Linked DNA regions of Homo sapiens: regions 1 and 2 are each linked to region 3. A link is an interaction called in ENCODE POLR2A ChIA-PET data of the cell type or tissue named here. Cell type or tissue: A673. All regions are shown on one strand. Each heading gives the region's core, and the rest is flanking DNA. Links, peaks and the distances in the headings are about the cores only. Region 1 overlaps LOC105369677 (a long non-coding RNA gene). Region 2 overlaps LOC101928362 (a long non-coding RNA gene). Region 3 has its middle 220 kb from the start of LINC02378.

Region 1 (7,490 bases), core at 1,069-6,068, 420 kb before region 3:
ACTACATTTTCCTATTCCTATTAAACTATTTGATGATGCTTTTTATTTTGTTGTATAATTGGGTGAGCAATCATGTGATAAACATAAGTTTGGTATGAAATCAAAGAAGCAATGCTAAAAACAATGAATATATTTTCAGGAAAGTTTTAAAGATGTTAAATCTTTTAGAAAAAAAGATGGTAGAAACAGTATTACTTCTTTGTGGTTTTTATGAACACAATGATAAAACTCTAAAAGACATCTAGTATAGTTAATGTATGATAGTTTTCTTTTATAACCTAACATTATGCTTTTTGAAATGTGTGTTAGAGGTAGAAGTTTGTGTGTTTGCTAAATTAAAAATGAGTGTGATCTGAATTGAGTTGTTGTTGTTTTTGTTGGGAAAGATTGTGGAAGTAAGACACATGGGAAGAAGTGACATATGTAATATCATACTTTTAAATGCTTCAAATTTAGGATTTTCTTTATAAAATTACACAAGACAATACTTAGTGCCATTTGGTATTTTATAAACCATCTGTCTAGAACTCTTCCATTTATACGTATATAAAATAGAACTCAGCATATCTGATGGCTGTAGATATTTGTGTACATGTGCATACATGCCCCCACCTATACAGAATTATCTGATCCTGACAACAAAGGAATACAATTATTTATTCTAATTGTACCTGTCCAATTTAGGTATCTCTCAGAAAATCCTTCAATAGTTGATAGTTAAAGGAATTCTTAACTTATTAATTGAACAAATATTTATAAGGCACCTATTATATGTCAGATATTATGTCACTTGCTGAGACCACAAAGATGAAAAAGAAAACACACACGTGTCTCCTGCTCTCATAGACTCAGAGTCTAATGAAAAAGAAAGCCATTGCGGCCAGGCGCGGTGTCTCATGCCTGTAATCCCAGCACTTTGGGAGGCCAAAGCGGGCAGATCACGAGGTCAGGAGGTTGAGACCATCCTGACCAACATGGCCGCGTCTCTACTAAAATACAAAAAATTAGCTGGACCTGGTGGTGCGCACCTATAATTCCAGCTACTCGGAAGACTGAGGCAGGGGAATCGGTTGAACCCGGGAGGTGGAGGTTGCAGTGAGCTGAGATGGCGGCACTGCACTCCAGCACGGGCAACAGAGTGAGACTCCATCAAAAAAAAAAAAAAAAAAAAAGGAAAGAAAAGAAAAAAGAAAGCCATTGCACAAATATTTGTGACAGTACTATCAAAAGAGAAATCTGAAGTATTATGGAATCATATAACAGGTCAACTAAATCTAGTGAAAATATCATATTTCTGTATAACCAAGCATTGACTATAGGCCCAGAATTATTCCCAGGTAACTCTAAATTTCAGGCAAAACAGCTTTAGTAGTCCAAGGACAGCTCTCTTAAAAATTGGGGTGTGGGCTATTGGACACAAAAGTACAAAGATCCTGGAAGGGGACACAAAGAAACAAAGCCAGAAACCTAATTTAAAGATCTCAGCAGAGCACTGACAATGTCTGCTACAGAGAGCAAACAGGATTTTTAGGTTTTTTTTTATATGGATTATATAAGTGGGTGGTTATTTATCTTGCTGAATCAGGAAATAAATAGGAAAAAGGGTGTGTTGGGCAAAAATATGTGGGTGAGATAATAATTATGTCTTAGATTAAGTTTGAAGTCTTTGTGTAATACCATTCAAAACATTCAGTAAGCAGTTATATATGTAAGTCTGAATCTCAAAAGAGGAAATCTGAATGAGTAATTATAGCAAGGTTGCAGGATACAAAGTTAATATACAAAAGCCAGTTGCTTTTTGATATACCAAAAATGAACAAGAGGGATTTGAAATTAAAACTACAATACCAGCAAGTTATTTTGTAAATAGCAACAAAATGATTCTAAAGTTTGTATGGAGAAGCAAAACATACAGAATAGCGAACACGATATTGAAAAATTAGGACAAAGTTGGAGGAATGACACTACCAGATTTCGAGATTTACAGTAAAGTCATAGCAGTCAAGGTAGTGTGGTGTTAGTAAAAGAATGGAAAAATAGATAATTGGAACAAAATACAGAGCCCAGAAATAGATCCACATAAATATAATCACCTGACCTTTGACAAAGAAGCAAAGGCAATACAATGGAGAAAAGACAGATTTTTCAACAAATGGTGCTGGAACAACTGGACATCCACATTAAGAAAATGAATATAAACACAGACCTTACCTCCTTCACAAAAATTAACTCAAATTGTATTGCAGACCTAAATACGTAAATAAATAAACCTGTAAAACTCCCAGAAGATCACATAAGAGAAAAACCTGGATGGTCTTGGGTTTGGTGGTGACTTTTTAGATGTGACACCAAAGGTATTAATATAAGCTTATCCAACCTGTGGCCCATGGGCCCCAGGCAGCCCAGGAGGGCTTTGAATGCAGCCCAGCACAAATTCGTAAACTTTTTAAAAACATTGATTTTTTTTGTGTGATTTTTTTTTTTTTTTTGGTCGTCAGCTATTGTTAGTGTATTTTATGTGTGGCCCAGGACAGTTCTTCTTCCCATGTGACCCAGGGAAGCCAAAAGATTGGACATCCTTGCATTAATCCATGATCCCAAAAAATGAGAAGTTGGACTTTATTAAAATTAAAATTTTCTACTCTGTGAAAGACACTGCCAAGATAATAAAGACAAGACACACTCTGACAGAAAATATTTACAAAAGACCTATCTGATTAAGGACTAGTATTCGAAATATAGAAAACATTCTTAAAACTCAACAGTAAGAAAAGAACTCGATTAAAATGTAGGCCAAACACCTTAAAAGATACCTCACCAAAGAAGATGTAAAGATGGCAAATAGGCATATGAAAAGATACTCCAGATCATATGTCATCAGGAAAATGCAAATGAAAACAAAAACAAGATACTACCATATACTTATTAGAATGGCCCAAATCAGAACACTTACAACACCAAATGCTAGTGAGGATGTGCAGAAACAGGTACTTTGATTCACTACTTATAGAAAAACAAAATGGTACAACCAATTTTATGTCCAACAGGACAGTTTGGCAGTTTCTTACAAAAGTAAATGTACTTTTACCGTAACATCCAGCAATGGTGCTCCTTGGTATTTACCTCCAAAAGTTGAAAACTTATGCCCACACAAAAACCTGCACACAATGTTTATAGTGTTATTTATAATTGCCAAAACATAAAAGCAACCTAGATGTTCTTCAGTAAGAGAATGCATAAATAAACTGTGGTACATGCAGACAACGGCATGTTATTCAGTGCTATAAAGAAATGATCTATCAAGGCAGGAAAACACATAAAGGAAACATAAATGCATATTACTAATTTAAAGAGGGCAAACGGTAAAGGCTACACACTACATGATTCCAACTATATGGCAACTTGGGAAAAGCAAATCTATGGAGACAGTAAAAAGATCAGTGAGTGCCAAGTGTTAGTGGGAAGTATGGGAAGGATGGATAGGTTGAGCACAGAGAAATTTTACGGCAGTGGAACTACTCTGTATGATGCTATCGTGGTGAATATATGTCATTACACGTTTGCACAAACCTATAAAATGTACAATATCAAGAGCGAGCCCTGTTGTAAACTCTGGACTCTGGATGATGATATGTCATTGTAGGTTCATGAATTGTAACAAATGTACCACTTTGTTGGAGGCTGTTAATCATTGAGGAGCTATGTATGTTTCAGAGTTGATCTATAAAGATAGTGACTGAAAACTACAGGGTGAATAAGACTGTCTAGGGAGGGTGAGTCATATGAAGAAGTGTTGAGTAATTCCAACATTAAGTGACTAGCTAAGGATAAAATAAATTACAAAAGAGACTGAAAAGGAGCACCAGAGAGTAGGAAAACCACAGGAGACTGGTCCCTGAGAAAGCAGACAGAACCTAAATGATGCAGGACTCCAAATAAAATATGGACTTAAAATTACTTATCGGATTTAGTAACAGTGTATTGTTTTGGGCCATTTTGAGCATAGTTTTAGTGAGGAAGTGCTGATATATACAAGAAAAAAGTAGAGAAGAAAATGTCATAATCAGAGTGAGTTCAGTAGTAAATGAGAGTTAAGAAAATTTAAAAAAAAATGAAGCCCATATTCTGAAATAAATGATACCAAGTTTAAAAATATGTACTTTAAGGACAAATAGTTGCATCATATGGAATAAAATCTATAGGCCCTCTTTAATTAGGAATAACTATGATAGAGTTCCTGAATTCATCCTGATCTAAGCCCAGATATCATCTTTCTTTTGTTATCTCATTTTCATATTACTAAACATAGTTCATGTTTCTGCAGTCCCCATTTTCTGGAATCACCAAAGGTAAGGCTAATTTAACTAGTTCTTCGCTTTTCTGATTATAGTTTTCATCACTTTACCACTAGACTTTCTACCTCTACCTCACTGCGTTGTTAGCATATACTTTTCTCTTGTTCTCATGTTTACCTAAATTCCTAAACACTAATGCACAAATCCAAGCAAGCAGGAACTGAAAATGAAATATGTTCTTTACGATATGTTTCTTTTAAGTACAAACACTCTCCCACATGGTGGAAAAGGGAAGAGGTAGATGGAGAAGGATACTATAGATTTCTGCAGACTCAGATGAGAAAAAATAATCTTCTGGTTAGAGTACAATGTAAAAAAAAAAAAACTTATTTATTCCAAAACCCAAATGCATTTATTGCATTTTGCTGAATTATATCACAAATGTTTTTTCTGAAAAGTAATAGCTTGTGCTCAAGAATGAGATTTGTCTGAAAACCTTGAATCTTTGCTTTTAAACTGTATGATGTCCATTAACGTAAATTGCATTTACAAGCTTACATTAATTTAGTGGTTTGCTAGCCATTTTGTGATTAGCATTTTCAACAAACAGGAAAAGAGACACTGCTTGCAGGTAGGCAGGTAGCAACCCTAGGATATGATGGCTCAATTTCAAACCAGTGTCATGCTTACCAAAAGTAGGGATAGAGAACCATAGTCAGAAGTAATTCCAATAATAAGATAACAAATAGAAATAAAACACAATGTTATTTCATGCAAGACTTTTTTAAACCACTATTTTATATATAGGAAATTATACTATGAGACATTCTTTAGTTATAAAAAAATGACACTTTTAAAATCATCATAATTATGAAGGGCTTTGTACCTTTACTCCCCTAGTACAATATGTAGTTGAGCAGCCCACCCTTTCCTTCCTTCCTTTTTCACTTCCTTCATTTCTTTCTTTCCTTCATTCTTCCTGTTTCTTTTTTTCTTTTTTTTTTTTTTTTTGAGACAGAGTCTAGCTCTGTTGCCAAGGCTGGAGTGCAGTGGCACAATCTCGGTTCACTGCAACCTCCATCTCCGGGGTTCAAGCTCTCCTGCCTCAGCCGTCTGAGTAGTTGGGACTATAGGCACGTGCCACCAGGCCCAGCTAATTTTTGTATTTTTTGAAGAGATGAGGCTTCACTACGTTGACCAGGCTGGTCTCGAACTCCTGACCTCGTGATCTGCCTGCCTCGGCTTCCTAAAGTGCTGGGATTACATACATAAGCCACCATGCCCAGCCTCCTTTTTCTTTATTTATCTGCTTTTATCTTTCCCCACTTCTCTCCTTCTCTCATATCTCCCTCCTTTTTTCTCTTTCCATTTTTCTTCCCCTTTCCTTCCTCTTGCCTGCCTGCCCTCCCTTCCTTCCTTGTTTCCTTTTTTCAACATTATCTTTTTTCATTATTGAAGTCTGCTAATTTCTGAATACCTACTATGGACTGGATGTTTGTATTCCCCCAAATTTTGTAGTTGAAGTCCTCATACCCAGTGTGATTTGGAAGTGAGGTCTTCGGGAGATAAATAGGATTAGATTAGATTATGAGAGTGAAGTCCTTATGATTAGATTAACGCCCTTATCAAAAGAAGAAGAAATCTGAGATCTCTCTCTTTCTATCTACATGCACCAAGGAAAGGCCATGCCCCTGAGTACACAGTAAGAAGATGGCTGGCAAGTCAGAAGGGCCTTCATTAGAACCTAAGTTTTTCTAGCAACTTGATCTTGGACCTCCCAGCCTCTGGAACTGTGAGAAATACATGTCAGTAATTTACCCAGTTATTAATACCCAGTCTATGGTATTAATATTTTATTATAGCAGCACAAGCAGACAAAGACAACATTTTCATAATATTGGTTACTAAATTAAATATGTGACTAGGACAAGTATGAACCACTTCATAGACGGGTAAAGTTTTTTTTTAAAATAGAATATAGAAAATAGCAATGATAAATATAATACAAATATTATAGGGGTAATATTTTTATTATTAGCATGAGAAATTGAGATTGTTAAAATACCATTATAGGCTTAACTTTCAGACTATTGAGTAGATGTCATGTTGATGGCGATCAAAAACTTTATTGACAACTGTCTACTCCTTCAGGTAGAACAGCAAAACGGTCACCCTTTGGTGAAATGTGTTAAATATTTTGGGCCAGTAGATTGCACTGATCATTTTCTCTGTAAGTTTAAACAAGCTATATTCCCCTTTCTACAAATAATATTTGTCACATAGTAATAATACTATATATTAACATGGACATCAATTATTCATCATTTTCTATGTAACAATAATTATTCTGAGAGTTTCCATATATTCTAAAAATAAGCAGACACATCTCACAAACGTTTATGCAAAGGGTTTTTTTTTTTTGAAATTACAAGCATATATAGTACAATTTCTTCTAAGTGGAGAGCGAACATGTTTACAGATTTCTAGTATCTGTAATCATTACATAAGAGAAACTTAAAAGAAAATCAAATTCCCTTGATCAGGTTCAAGGTCTTATTTACTTATTTCAAAAATGTCAGTATAACTCTACTCAGCTTTCACTGTGGTAGGCTCTAAAGCTAATTTAAGCATCAGATGTTTGTATAAAGTGCTCATTTATTTAATATAACAGAGTAAATAGGGTCTTTTGCTTTGGTAGCAGGGACAGATTCACGAACTCTGTTCTTGAATTGATCTCCAAAGCTCCATGTAACCCATGATACCTTGATAGAGCCATGAAAAGTTCAAAAATATTTTATCAATGAGTTTCATAGAATGCTTTTAGGAACGAACACAAAAATCAGCTAAATACTGATGTAGGTTAAGAACTCCAGCCGTGTGTTGGTTGGATAATACATAGCTGCAAAATTATTTCTATCAGGCATATGGAAGTATAATCCTAGGAAAATGGAATAAAATAAAATAAACCTCATTTTTTAGTGTTTTGGCATAAAATATTCCCATGTTTTGTTTAATAGATTGAAAATTTAGCATTTCACGTTTTCTCTTAAAAATTGAATCAATAATTTTTTTCCAAGAAACATTGCCAGTGACCACTATAGCAATAATAAAATAAAGTTTTAGAAACATAGAGTTAATTTCAAATATAACCCAGGAAAGGCAGATTTTACAAACTACAGATTGGACATACTAGAC
Region 2 (7,490 bases), core at 1,220-6,219, 1.3 Mb before region 3:
GCTAGGTCACCCATCCACAGACTATAAGTGGGGTAGGGATGAGAATGAAGACCTTAGAAGTGTTGAAGTTTAGGAATATGATTATTTGCAGAGAATGGACAAGGACACATTAGTCTTATGGACGTTAACTTATAATGCTTGCCTTGTTTTCTTTGACATTGATACCACGGTAAGTCACAAAATGGGGAGCAAAATGTTAGCATGTTAATGAGAGGAATTCGTCTGCATAACTGTGTGAGTGAATAAGGTCCTGCCTCTTCATCTTATCACAATCGCTAACATGTATTTATGGAATTCTCATGATCAGGGCACCGAGGAAATTACACCAATGATGAGCTATAGTGCCCTTCCTTACGGAACTTACATCTGGTTGGGGAAAAGAGTCACAGTCACTTGAAAAGTTAACTACATTTCAAGGTAATTTTGCCATAAGTGATGAAAGTGGCATAAAAAATCAGACAGATGATTGATCACTTACAACTGGAGCGGTGAAGAGAGATTTCATATAGTTTTTACATTGCCTTTGTGTAGTTATTTATTTCCCTTTTCCAATAGAGTAGGCACTGCCATATTCATCTTCAACCCCTACCGTATTTCCTGGTACATGACAAGCACTTAATAACCATCACTGAATGAATAGACTAATGAATAAGCGAATAAACAAATCAAGTTAGACTTGAACAGGTGAAAGGGATAGAAATTCATTACAGTAGGGTTATGGTCACATAAAAATAAGGAATAAAGGAGAAGATAAAATAAAATCGCATTCACTGAGTATTTACATGCCAGATATTATATTATATTATATTATATTATATTATATTATATTATATACGATTTTACCTATATTATTAACTCACTTAATTGTTACAGCAACCCTGCAAAACAGGTATAAATATCCACCACCATAAAGGAATTAAAAAAGGAATTCCAGAGAGATTAGCTAACTTGCTCACACAGTGAATAAATGTCAGCAGTGGGACTGGAGCCTCTAGGCACAAGGCTTGGCCTAGGGCAGTGAAGAGGTGGGTTTCCACATCCTCCCTTCCAGGGATATGGCTGTCTTTAGCTTGACTGCAGTACATTATGTTTCTCTACCTTTAGTGTCCTGTAACTACTAGTTACATCTCAGAACACAGTTGAGTTGATGGCCTGAGTCCCCACTGCCCAAGACATCAAGTTGAGACTTTGGTATGACCCCTGCTTGTCTCTCCAGACGTATTCTCAGCTATCTTCATTAATTGATATCCATGCTACAGCTTTCCCGAACTCTGCTGGCTCACTTGCCCTGCTCCTCTTTCCCTCATGCAATTCTCTGTTCCCAAATGCTCTTCCTCATCTTGGCATTTATTCAGCTTTCAAAATATCACTCCATGGCTACTTCCTCTTTTCCTAATTTGTAAATGATAATGGTTGCATAAATTGATGTTTTGTCTTCCTAAGGCTCCATCATATTCTCTTTTTTCCCAAATAGTGATGCTGATGGATTCGTCTTTCTCCTCCCCTAAAGAGGACTTGGCCAAAGTGCAGTTTAATATTTCTTTATCTTTTATTTAAAAAAATTATTTGTTGATTGATATGGTTTGGCTGTGTCCCCATACAAATCTCAACTTGAATTGTATCTCCCAGAATTTCCACGTGTTGTAGGAGGGACCCAAGGGGAGGCAATTCTCTCGCCTGTCTTTCTCATGCTATTCTCGTGATAGTGAATAAGTCTCACGAGATCTGATGAGTTTATCAGGGGTTTCCACTTTTGTTTCTTCCCCATTTTTCTCTTGACACTGCCATATAAGAAGTTGCTTTTGCCTCCCGCCATGATTCTGAGACCTCCCAGCCATGTGGAACTGTAAGTCCAATTAAACCTCTTTTTCTTCCCCGTCTCAGGTATGTCTTTATCAGCAGTGTGTAAACGGACTAATACATTGATTAATTTTTTTAAAAAAATATAAAGACGAGGTCTCAGTATGTTGCCTAGGCTGGTCTCAAATTCCTGGTCAAATCAGAGACAGTGCTGGGATTACAGGCGTGAGCTACTGTGGCTGGCCCAGTTTAATACCTCTACAGCTACAAGTGGCCTCTCTACTTCAATATTGTGAAACACCAGGGAAATTTGGACACTTGCCCCAAGGCTATGATTCTGAAATTTTGTTCCTTTGGTAACTATGGAACCTCTTCCCCTCATCCCATGAGATAAAGAGAAAGGAGAATTGAAGTTATGCGCATATATATATATATATATATATATATATATATATATATGTATGTACTTTATGTATATATATGTGTGTGTATATATATATATGCACTTTATTCAGAGCCCATACAATTTTTCAGTTTCGTAAAGTTCTGGAATTCCTGAGCTCTTCTCCCTACATCCTATCCTGTGTCTGCTTACATTTTTATCCATTTTGGGAGTGTCTGCTAAGCTACTTGAGAGGAACAGAAAGGAAGCTTCTGCAGGTTCTGCCCAGGGGTGGTGGCCAGAGTGCAGCTGTGCCGGCCCCCTGGAGCCTGAGAGGCTGGGAGGGAAATGCTGGTGCCCTGAGAGAGGCTTTTTCTCAGGAACAGCGTGAAACGACACCCTTGTCTAGCTCCAGGGATTAATTAGCACTGCTTTGAAATAAATCCTTTACAAGAATTTTACTTCTCTGCAACAGGAAGCTATTTTTGAATTTGGATCAATTTACTATTATTAAATGAGACTAAGGATGGTCTTCTTCCATAGTCCTCTTATTCTGAATATAGCTAATGACTTCAAAGCCATGCATTAATACCATCCTTACTTTCATAGTGGTCAGGCCTTGCCTCTAGGTCCTGGGTGAAGAAGGGAGTGCTTATGGTTTGAGTATTTGTCCCCTCCAAATCTCATGTTGAAATTTGATCTCCAGTGTTGGAGATGGGGTCTAGTGGGAGGTGTTTGGCTCAGGAGGCGGATCCCTCACGAACGGCTTGGTGCCGTTCACGTGGTAGTAAGTGAGCTCTTGCTGTTTGTTCCCGGGACAGTGGGTTGTTAAAAAGAATCTGGCACCTCCCCTGCCCTTGCTTTCCTCTCTTGTCATGTGATCTCTCACACACTGGCTCCCCTTTATCTTCTGCTATGAGTGGAAACAGCCTGAAGCCCTTATTAGAAGCAGATGCTGGTGCTGTGGTTTAGCTTGCAGAATTGTAAGTCAAGTAAACCTCTTTTCTTTATAAATTACCCAGCCTTGGGTATTCCTTTATAGCAATACAGACTAAGACAGGTGGCAACTATGGTCTTTGCTACAGACTGGGCCTGGAGTTAAGTATTTGTGGTGCTGATGGGGGAAACTGAAGCTGCTACATAGTTTAACCTGCCTCAAGTTCAAGGATGTTTGGGGGCGGCCCTGTTTGCACTCACCGAGATAGGCCAGCAGGGGAAGGAGAATTGTTTCAAGAGCTCATAGGAGACTCTTTGCGGATCCCCTACTCTATAATTAGATGGCAGCTGGAAGAGAGAAGAAATTACCTATGGACTATGGGCACACCCATAGTCCACCAAGAGGGGATTCCCAGCTCGTGCACTCCGTCTCCAGATCTTCCAACTCTCCCTCATGAGTGCTCAGAAACTCCCTAGGGAGCCCTTAACCTGCAGCTTTCCTGTCATCTTGCTCTAGCAAAGTGGTATCAGAGAACATTTGTTTCTGACTTCTTGTACTTCATTAATTTTTACAAAATCTGATAAAATTTCTACTGCTTATCAAAGAGAACAAATGTTGTCTTCCAACAGGCACAAAGGCCAAATCAGGATGTGAAGTTAAAACACGTGTCAAAATTACATCTTTACGTGTTCATTTATACAGTTGTCAAGAATCTACACCTATTCCTAAAATCTCTGTGTACTGATAACAATTAGTAGCCATAAATAACCTAAATAAGTAGCCAAACTTTTTGCTAAAGGTTCAAATTTTGTTTTGTTTTGTTTCTTTTTGAGTTTGGAAAATTGAGGGACACTGGAAGCCCCTTTTCTATATAGAATATATTCCCTAAATTACAGAAGTGCAGTGAGTAAAGATAACTTGTACTATCCAGGTTTGCAGGAAGGATTAAAGAAATAAAAGTAAAAACTCAACATCATTTTGGCTACGTATTTGTTTATATTTAAGATTATTTATTTAGGATGTGTTCTTACATATGAACTTGTATACAAGTAGATTAAAAAATTGATAAATATTGCCAGATTGCTTTTACGAAAGGTAGAAACAATTTATACAAGAAAATCTTATTTTACTTAATACTGGATTTTATTATTAAACAATTATTTAAAGCCAGTGAAATTTATATTTGGAACTTTGAATTCCAAGAGTTCTATTGAACTTCTGTAGAAATGCAAAACAACAGCTTTAACATTTGCTAGGGCAAAGTTTTAATATTACGCGTAAATCACAGCACAGTTCGATGTACTCGAGTTCAATTTATTTTAACACACTTATTGAGTCTCTTCCATGTTCAAGGGACTGCACTATGCCTGGAGGCAAAAAGGTGGATAAAATGTGGTCCCCTACTCGGAAGCAGTTCCTAATAGTGTGGAGGACACCAGCATGTAAATCAATGATGAGAAAAAAGCTAAAGAATGATAAAAATAACAATAATAATCAACATTATAAAGTGAGAAGTATGTTCCACAGTCCAAGCATTATGTCTTAACATGCAGAAATGTAAAACACCCCTGGAGAATTAAATCCCAACACATGTTCTATGTATTTATGCAAAAAAGTGAATGATGTGGAATGATTGCAAACACAGGAAGTATGATTTTTTTTTTCAACTGTCTCAAGAGTATGAAACCCGATTGTTACAAAGACATCAGGAAGTCCATCTTGAATTGCTATCTAAAGCCCCTGCCTCATTCTTCTGATGCAATCTCAAGTAGATATCAAGTTAAAGAAACCATTTAGCACAGAGAAGAAATGTCACAGAAAAATCTTGAAATGTTACTGATTTTTTAAGAATGGCATAAATATCATCTGTAACATTTATCCCCAGAATGGAAGTGAATGAAGGATTACTCAGAACATATGAGAATGTCATCATTATGCAGCATTGAACAACATGGAGTGAATAAGCAGGAGACAGTAAACTTTAGTCAAAAGGGGACTCTGTTCACCACTGGGTTCCTAAGGCTTTGCATTCAATAAGTGTTGATTGAATCAGTAACAATGTTGTGATAATAGTAATGTGTTGCAGCTTTTCACATAAATTGAATTTTGATATGCATAGAAAATATTTTAAAGGCCAAATTTCTAGATTTCTTTGAAAGTTTGAAGCAAAACTCTTCTTCAGAACATAGGCTCAAAAGGTAGAGCAAAGTGAAATGCAAGCTTCTAGAGACAAAGTATGCTTGACACATAGATTGACTGAAGAGAAGCAAAATGGTTGAATTGCTCTTGGTAGTGGGTCACTGTCTAGATCTTCCTTCAGGATGGAGGCACTCATTCCAAACACCTGGGAAATAGGTGGTTGACAGCATGGACCTGAATGACTGTCTGGGAATTACCCTCAAAGGAAGAGATCTACTTGGCCCAAAGTAGCTCACACTCCTTTCCCTAGAGCAGCCCTCATCTATGACTGGTTGTTGGGGCCCCAAACAAATTGTGTGTAATAAAGTCCCATGCTCCTTGCCTCAAGGTGGGACAACTCTGAATACTTATTCCAGCTCCAGGACTTTCATGGGACTGTCTGAGGTCTGTCTGCATCGCAATTGCATTCTTTCACTGGCGTAAGCCGTCTTCCTTCACTTCCTCACAGATGGTCCCATGAGCACTCCCCAATAAGCTTCATGCGTGCAGCTCTCTGTCCCAGAGTTGGCGTGCTGGGGAGTCTGACCAGCGATGTTCTATGTCACTTATTATTTCTAAATAAAGAAGAGGGAGCTCTTCTAAAAGCTAAAACATCCCAGGGAGAACTGGGTTTGGGCCTTGGTTCAAGCTCAGTGCTAGGCACCCATGTATTCCAAAAAATGTAAAGTGGTAATCAGAGAATCAGAGAGATTTTCTTAGAATGTCTTAATTTTGAAGCTCTGTTTTCTAGCATTTAGCTACTTCTTATTATGTTAGAATATTACAAAATATTTTCAGTTTGATTTTAAGTGTAGCTAATATTTATTTAGCATGTATTTGTTTACTATTTATGTAAAATGAAACATAGTTACAGAAAAATAACACGGAACTGTGTAGATTAATGAGCGAGGCATTTGTTGAAATAATTACCCATCTTTAGAAATAGAACTTTTCTGGCTACCCAAGGAGCCCGTTCCAGTTTCAGCACTTCTCTTTCACTTCAAAGTAACCACTATCCTAATTCTATAATAAGCATTTTTTGGCAGTTCTTTATAGTTTCATCAAAATTGTGTATCCCTAGCCACTATAATTTTGTCTTGCCTATTTTTCAAATTTTAGGACTTCTAAATATTTTTAAATCTGCAGATCCTCCCTCTATCCCTTTCTTTTCCTCACAAATTATTTATTGAAGAACCTGAGGGATATTCACTGAAGAACCTGAGGGATTTGATCTGCAAAATTTCTTATAGCCTGTGTTTTTCCTTTTAACACTTTTCTTTGTCCTCTGTATTTCTACAAATTGGCAGCTGGATTCAGAGTCGTGTTGATCCCTTCTGAAAGATGAAATTTCAATCCCCATTCGATCCACTTAGATATCTTCACTGAAGCTTAAATTGTCCTGCATTTGGCTAGTGGGAGCTTCTTCAGGTTGGCTTTCGAGTTATTTTATTTATTTATTTGTTAGTTTGTTTATTTATTTATCTTTGAGATGGAGTCTTGCTCTGTTGCCCAGGCTGGAGTGCAGTGGTGCAATCTCAGCTCACTGCAACCTCTGCCTCCCGTGTTCAAGCGATTCTCCTGCCTCAGTCTCCCGAGAAGCTGGGATTATAGGCACCTGCCACCATGCCTGGCTAATTTTTGTATATTTAATAGAGATGGCATTTCGCCATGTTGGCCAGGCTGGTCTTGAACTCCTGACCTCAACTGACCCACCCGCTTTGCCTTCCCAAAGTGCTGAGATTACGCGCGTTAGCCACCATGCCATCAAGTTCTTTTAACATGACTGATAATTTTGTTTTGCTATTTGGCATGACAAGGTTTTCCAGGTGCAACTCGTACATTTCTTACCGTAGACATGGAAATAGCCACTTCTTCAAGAACAGTTGGTTGTTGTTTTGGGGGGAAATGTTACTTTAAAGCCACAACCTCTTTGCTAGAGATGGTTGTTGTTTCTAAGCATCTTCAGTGGACAAAGTTATTCCATGAGTTCACACTGATAGTTTTAATTTAAATTCCAGAGCACAGTTTTTTTTTTTTTTAACTTCTGCATTGCATCTGTATTTCCTTTCTTGCATACCAAAATCTTAGTTCCCAAGGACACAGGGGATCATAGAATCAGAACATTGCATAATTAATCATTTACCCAATTCTAATATTACATACCCAAACAATACTAATAGATCACTGGCAATA
Region 3 (7,490 bases), core at 1,561-6,560:
TACTCTTATTACTTTCCTAGCCCAGGCACCTTCATTTCTAAGCCTTTTTTTTTTTTCCTTGGGTCTTCGGCTGAGGTCTTCTCCAAGTGCCTCTGCTGAGAACTCCTTGTTGGGTGCAGTGGGTGAACTTTAAAGACATTTTTTCCAACTCTGACTCTGTACTCAGTACTTTTCCACTCCAAGCCTCACCCATTCATCCTAGCTCCTAAACCCATAAGACTGCAGGAGCCCTTGGGAGGCCTGGTGCACTCTTTCAACAGTGAGAGGACTACCACGTGTGTGCTAATATGCTCTACCGTGTACCTGTGTGCCATTCCATGGGGTGAAATGGAATGGGGAAAATTAGCGCCTCCTCCAGTTTTAGCCTCTGGCTTATACTTTGCAATGAATGATTAAAGGTTTGATTCTTTTTGTCTTGTTTTGTTTTGTGTTTTGATTGTTGTTTTAATCAGCTGCTCCAACAACTGGTAGTTTAGGTCTATCGAGCTCACCTGAGCTTCTGAAACTTATTATCTGAATAATTCAAGTCTTTATTCAAATGTCCCTTCCTAATATAGTTTTCACTGACTAAAACATTTAAAATTATTATTTCCACCCAAAATTTCCTATATTTCTACCCTGCTTTGCTTTTCTCCATAACATTTGTCCCTATGGGATGCACTATATATTTTATGTACTTATTTTTTAATTCCCGATTTCCTCCCACTTAAGTATGAGATTTTAAGAGGTTAAGAGTTTTGGTTCTGGCACTCTCTTATCCCTTAAATTTGAGAACAGTACCTGGTGTATAGTAATTGTTCAATAAAATTTTGTTGAATTTTGTCTGAAAGGGGCAGAGTGAAAAGCAGTTTGCAGAGTTACAACTGTGTATCATTCTCAGCCTACCAGTAGTTGCAAAACCTGACCTTGGTTACTCTTTTCCTATCGTAAGGCCTCTTACGGGTTCCAAACCATACTTAGAATATAAGTTAAATGACTCATTAGGTCTTTTATCTACTGATGGGAAGAAAGGGGATAGTGTGGGGGGTTGAGGGGGCAAGAGGATCTGAATTGACTTAGAGTATAAGACAATCTCAGGGAATCTGTACAAGTTAAAAGTGGTTATATAAGGAAGGTACAGTTTAGTGTTGCAATATCTTCAGCTGATAAGTTGAGATCAACTGAGAATATCAAGTTTGCTTAAAGGCCATTGTTCTATCTTAAACACATTATGTTACATTTTGAGAAATGGGGATAATGATATTGTTTTGTATTCATAATCCAACTTGGCAGTAGATCATTCCTCAAGTGATAATCACCTCAAAAATAGGCATTAATAACATATATTAACTTTTGATTCTTACGTGTATTTACAAATTATAGTTTAAAAAGCTATGAGGTGATACAAGAATTTAAGATAGAGTCAATCATAGAAACTTATCTTTTAAAATTTATAAGCTTACATAGCTCTCTAAATATGCTTCTTTCATTTAATTTCTTCTATATCACATAGCTGTTTTATTCAAAAGTGTTCAACAACTTTCAAATCACACTTTCAAACAGAATATAATCATTCTAGTTTGATAAAACATTCTTCTTCAGTGCTAGGAGACTTCTGTATCTATTTTAGTTACAAGGCCATTTATGTTCTCTCCAAGTTAGAAGCAATGTAGATCTGTCTCTGTGGCAGGAATTATCTCCCTTACTTTTCCCAAAATTAATTTAATCAACTATTTAAAAATATTTATTGAATATTAGTTATTTTCTGGGTGTTATCTTAGGCATCAGTGGTGAACAATACAAAACCCAAAGGGATATACAGACAAACAAGCAAATAACTCATTTAATTTCAGATATTGTGTGAATTTATAACATATATAAATAGATAAAGGGAGTGTGTGGTGTTATAGATTCTAGAGTGTATTGGTTCCTAGAGTTTTCATACTGTTGACAGGAGGATTAATATCTATTATCTAAATATGAGTATCTATATCTATATACATGTTTTGGGAGGTAGAGAGAGAGATTAGAGAAGAATAGTCAGCAAGAGCCTTTGTGTATATGTGACATTGCTGCAGGCCTATTTGAGAAACAGGAGTGAATCATAGAAAGAATGAGACATGAAAAAATCTTGCTTGGACAAGATTATTCCAAGTAGAAAGAAAAAAGAAATGAGAAGAAAAGAAAATATGAATCCCACAGGTGAAAGGAAATAGTATAGTTATTATAGTCTGAATGCTTGGGTTCCTTTAATATTCGTATGTTGAGATCTAATCACAAAAATGATAATATTAGCAGGTGGGGCCTTGGAGATATGATTAGATCATGGAGACTCTGCCCTTATGAATGGGATTAGAGCCTTATAAAAGTAGCCCCAGAGAGCTGCCTAGCTTCTTTTACCATGTGAGCACACAGCTAGAAGGTCCCATCTATGAACTACAAAATGACCCTCCCCAGACACTGAATCTGCTTGAACTTGGATTTCCCACTTTCTAGAACTGTGATAAGTAAGTTCCTATTGTTTAAAAGCTACCGAGCCCACGATATTTTCTTATAGCAGGCCAAAGAGCCAGGAAGATATTTATAACATATAGATGACTGTGATTAAAGATAGGTGAGCAAAACAAAGAATACTAGTAGTTGAAGTGGGTTCTGTTTAGAAAGATATAATTTACAAAAAAAAGGTTGAAGAAATGTTCACACACGTTATGTAGGACCTCATAATTTTAAAAATAATTTTAGTTTTGTTTTAAAGGTAATAGGAAACCATTGAAGAGTTTTATGAAAGAGGGTGATGTTATTTTATTTATCTTGATTGCTATGTGAAAACAGCTTAGAGGATGAGAATGGAAACAGGAGGAACAGTTAATATTTCTATATCCCAGAAAAGAAATGATGGGGATTGAAAAAGGGTATGCATAGTAAAGATAATGAGAAGTAGTTAGAGTTAGGGTTTGTTTTGACTATAACTGATAGGAATTGTTAGTATATTTTTGGTGATAACTAAGGATAAGAAAATAAAATAAAATGATGTCTAAGTTTTTTGGTTTCTATGGGATATGCAAATTCTGCTTGGGCTTTGTTAAGTTTGAGGTGCATATTATACATCCATCCCCTGATAAAGCAGACAAGGAGGTTGGATATGCAAATGTGGATCTCAAGGGAGGAGTGGGAACCACAGAAATAAGTGTATGAGTTATCAGTCTTGTTTGTGACATTTAGGAGGCTATGACTAGGTAAAATCACTGGCAGAAACTGTGGAAAGAGCTCCAGGACTGAGCCTTGGGGACACTCAAATATAAAGAGGAGGAAAAATTAGAAAAATCCAGCAAACAAGGCTAAAAGGATAAGCCAAAAACATGGAAGGTAATCTAGAAGTGTGATATGTAGGAGATCAAGTGTAAAACATTTCAATGAAGGAGTAGTCATTTGTACCAAAAGTAGCTGAGAAATTGAATAAGATAAGATAGAACTGAATGAAAGTTAAAAAACTAGCATGCATCTGAGCAATTATTTAATCAGTTTAAAAAGGAGATTTCCTTCATTTTTCTTTATGTTTGATTGTACACTGATTTAGAATAAAATCATACACATTGTCTGGCAATAGAAATCCAGTCATTTACACACTGTGAACTTTCACCAGTCATCTTCTCTGTTAGGTACGTGTTCTGAAGGAAATTTGAATTTTAATTTATAAAATTAATACTAAAACATAACCCCAAATTAAATAATCTATACTTTTGCCTGTTTCTCAGATATTTCTTGAATCAAGATCTACAGAAGCATGATACTATTTAAGTAAACAAAGAACAGCAATAAGATAATTACACAAAAGACTGCAAAGAAAAAAGGAGATGCGAGCAATGCAGAAAAACTCATAAATAAGCACTTGCATACAAAGGAAATTTTATATCTGCAAGAGCGTATTGTTTTACTCCAAAGTAAAGTTCATGCTATCACTCAGCATGAAGCACAGTTGTTATTATATTGAAACTGGTGGTGTGTGGTGCCAATCTTGCGGTAGTAACATTAAAATACATAGTCTAAGCAAATGAATGAGACTCAGGAAACAGCTCAAGAACATAATTGGGCATATTAGAGTATAACATCCTTCCTTCCTTCCTTCCTTCCTTCCTTCCTTCCTTCCTTCCTTCCTTCCTTCCTTCCTCCCTCCCTCCCTCCCTCCCTCTTTCTTTCCTCTCTCTCTCTTTCTCATCTCAAATGAGGTAGCAAGCTAAATCTTTGGCCTAGGTCCAGATTTGATCCTCAAATAGTTTTATATTCCTTATATCTATAGCAGCTGCTCATCCTCTCTACATTATGCTTCTTCCACTTTGCGTAGGGTGGGCTGTATCAAAGTATCCAGCTTTGTACTGAGGCTTTCTGCAGTTACAAATTAAGACAGAATGTGTCTGGAAAGTATCAGAGCACACATTCTGCTCTCAGTACTGTCTCTGCATGCTTTTAAAGTTTGCAGCATCAACTCTCAGAACTACTGACTGCATCTTGCTGAGAATTTTCTAACGCTGAAATTTATAGATGACCATGTGTGGCTCCCATTGCTAGTCAATTGCAAATTAGAACAACTAAGATATATCTCAACATTGAGTTTGTTTTGTTATTTGCTAACTGAAGTTGACCTTTACATTCCGTGAATACATTGTTTATGCATTTTATTTTCCACCTTTAAAAAATATCTGGTGAAATAATCAATTCAATAATTATTTTCTTACGGCAATAAAGCTGAATAAATATTCAGTATTTGCTAACTACAAGCATGGTTTTCTTTTACTTATTTTTTTTTAATTCTATATCTATCTCTGGGAAGAAATATTTCCAATTTTGGGTAGAGGAGTGACTCAGGTTAATTTCATGCAAACCATTTCCTCCTTTTATCCCCATATATCAGTCCTAAATTAATACAATAGGTGCTCTGCAGCCAGCGTGGTTGCACATTGATCTTGGCCAGCTTGTTTACAGTGTTTTGGCAAGTTGCTGATGTACTTCTCCCTGGGGATAGAGCAGGGGTTAATTGCTGTTAAACTCTCAGTGCCAAGTAATGGTTCAGCCTCTCTGCTACATTAAAGATGACACTAATAAGGAAAGAGAGCAGTGGATTGCTCTATGTTGAAAATTGGACTAGTGGTGACAGAAACTTGGAGCAGAGCTGATGTAATAGGAAGACCATAATGTAATTATAACTGCTGAACATGTGTCATACCAAGTTAAATGATACATTAATGAATCAAAACAGGTGATGAAGTGTTGCTCTTACAGCGGATAGAGGTGCTTTCAAGGTTAGATTGCCATAATTTAATAATCTGTAATATGGATATTCTTCAAATCACAAATAAAATCAACCTTAATGCTTCAATACAGTATTGCTCCTTGAGTTTCAAATAGATAAGATAAAAGAAACAAAGCAAAAGTGAGCAGAGTTCAATGCAACTCATTCTGTGTTTAATTTTGTAAGAGCAGGTTTTACATCGTAAGGTGAGTGGTTGCCCAAGGCCTTCTTCTTGTCCCAGTAGACTACTTGATCATTTTAATCCACAGCTAGCCAGCCAGTAACTCGCAAGGGAGCATAGACCTTTAGAAGCAAACAATTACTTTTTTTAAAACAAGTCATTATATATTATCTATAAATAATATTTTAACAAGGTTAATTCTAAATTCACAATAGGTAGAATATAGTACGGTTCCCGAAATCTTCTAATCTGCTATCCTGTAATTTTTTTCTAAGAATTTACAAATCTTTCAAACTTATTTTCTTTCAGATTTTTAAATTAATTTTAAAAGTCATAAATGATAACAGATCTATTATTCAGTGTCCATGATTTTTAATTTTTTATCTTAATTTAAAAAAATACCACTGTCATGATTGTACTGAGTTTATTTAGCATTGTTAGGAGATAAAATAATATATTTTTAGTTGTACTTGGCATTTAAGATCTCATATTAGATTTATTTTAAACAAGTATTAATCTTATCTTTATTTTTTTAAATATCCTGGAACCTCAGTATACTATTCTATTGGCACCTATGATATATTTATATATGTACACATATTTATCCGTATATATATACATATATATACATATATAAGAAATATAAGCAATTTATTAACAGAAAAATTTTTATATGTTGGACCCACCCTATGTTGATTTCCATCATGTAATGTACAATTTAATGTTAATTTTGCCATACATTATACTTTCTAGTGACAAGTAGCTATTGTTGTTTCACGGTATTTTACCAAATGATTGAATCCATTTCTAAAGGTTGATTAGTTTTCACAAAGAGCTACTATTGTAAGAAACTAGAAAATAGATGGATGAATTAAAAAGTAAAATAATCATGGCATATCTACCTTGAATATATTAGGTATAAAATTTGTTTTTACACTAGACCTCCAGTTTTTATTTAATATTTGTGTATACTCTCAAGCAGGTTTGAATACTATTTGTTTTACTATCATTGACATTAATAAGAACACATGCTATCACTTGTCTTTTATTAATTAATTAATTAATTAATTTATTTACTTATTTATTTTTCTGAGACGGAGTCTCACTCTGTCACCCAGGCTGGAGTGGCACGCGATCTGTGCTCACTGCAACCTCCAGCGCCCGGGTTCACGCCATTCTCCTGCCTCAGCCTCCCGAGTAGCTGGGACTACAGGCGCCGGCCACAATGCCTGGCTAATTTTTTGTATTTTTTAGTGGAGACGGGCTTTCACCATGTTAGCCAGGATGGTCTCCATCTCCTGACCTCGTGATCTGCCCGCCTCAGCCTCCCGAAGTGCTGGGATTACAGGCGTGAGCCACCGCGCCTGGCCCACTTCTCTATTATTAAGAAAAAATAATTTTGTAAGAAATAATTTTAATCATTTTAATATATAGCCAGCCAGCCTGTAACTGCCATGGGAACATAGAACCTTAAAAGCAAAAACAAAACAAAACCTAGTTTCTTTAATGTTGGCATTGAATTTTATTTGCACACATCTTCCCTACTAAGGAAAGAGAGGAAAGCATAATTTGTATCTGCTGGGTTAACTTCTCAAGGTCCCATGTTTCATGTAAAAGATTATTTTCCTGTTTAGTCTTAGGTGATATTGGGTGAGTATATGGAAGATAATCTTGAACTAGAGGGAAGGGACTATGGCTGATGGTTTCTTGAGTGTCACACTCCATGACTTACTTTTTCTTGCACTCTGTTGGGAATGTGTGCATGTTGCTCTTATGGAAGCTGTACATTCATTCATAATGTCCAGCCTCAGTGAAAGCCTCCCACCCAAGCTTGACACTAAAGAAGCAGAATCAACCTCTTAAATGTTCACAGAAATTGGAAAACAAGAGCATCAGCAGTGTCCTCTGTGAAATGACAGCTGGAGACCTCTACCTTGAATATTCTAGAAAGTCCATGACCCTCAAAGATCTTGCACTAACTTATGGTGTGCTAAGTCTCCCTAGAAAACATCTGAAATGAAAGTTTTTGTTAGCTGGGTAAAC

Evidence for each region. Peaks named below come from ENCODE experiments on the same cell type or tissue, not always from the same donor. Only the 100,000 strongest peaks of a DNase experiment are listed, where the experiment ranks them.
Region 1: POLR2A ChIA-PET joins it to region 3 with 8 read pairs; 1 of 35 experiments calls an interaction of 5 or more read pairs at or near these places.
Region 2: POLR2A ChIA-PET joins it to region 3 with 8 read pairs; 1 of 35 experiments calls an interaction of 5 or more read pairs at or near these places.

The regions. Positions count from the first base shown.
Region 1 is chr12:16,951,733-16,959,222 of GRCh38, forward strand. The region is part of intron 2 of LOC105369677 (a long non-coding RNA gene); the gene reads right to left. Among named protein-coding and RNA genes, the nearest start is that of LMO3, 350 kb to the left of the region's middle. In A673, for the core only: no CTCF peak of the experiment used is centred there; a DNase peak (open chromatin) is centred at 3,789.
Region 2 is chr12:16,109,802-16,117,291 of GRCh38, forward strand. All of the region lies in intron 1 of LOC101928362 (a long non-coding RNA gene), which reads left to right. Among named protein-coding and RNA genes, the nearest start is that of SLC15A5, 160 kb to the right of the region's middle. In A673, for the core only: no CTCF peak of the experiment used is centred there; DNase peaks (open chromatin) are centred at 2,600, 3,000 and 3,570; H3K4me3 peaks cover 1,072 bases; H3K27ac peaks cover 3,032 bases.
Region 3 is chr12:17,367,682-17,375,171 of GRCh38, forward strand. No RefSeq gene overlaps it. Among named protein-coding and RNA genes, the nearest start is that of LINC02378, 220 kb to the right of the region's middle. In A673, for the core only: no CTCF peak of the experiment used is centred there; DNase peaks (open chromatin) are centred at 3,140, 3,980, 4,280 and 5,020; H3K4me3 peaks cover 275 bases; H3K27ac peaks cover 4,650 bases.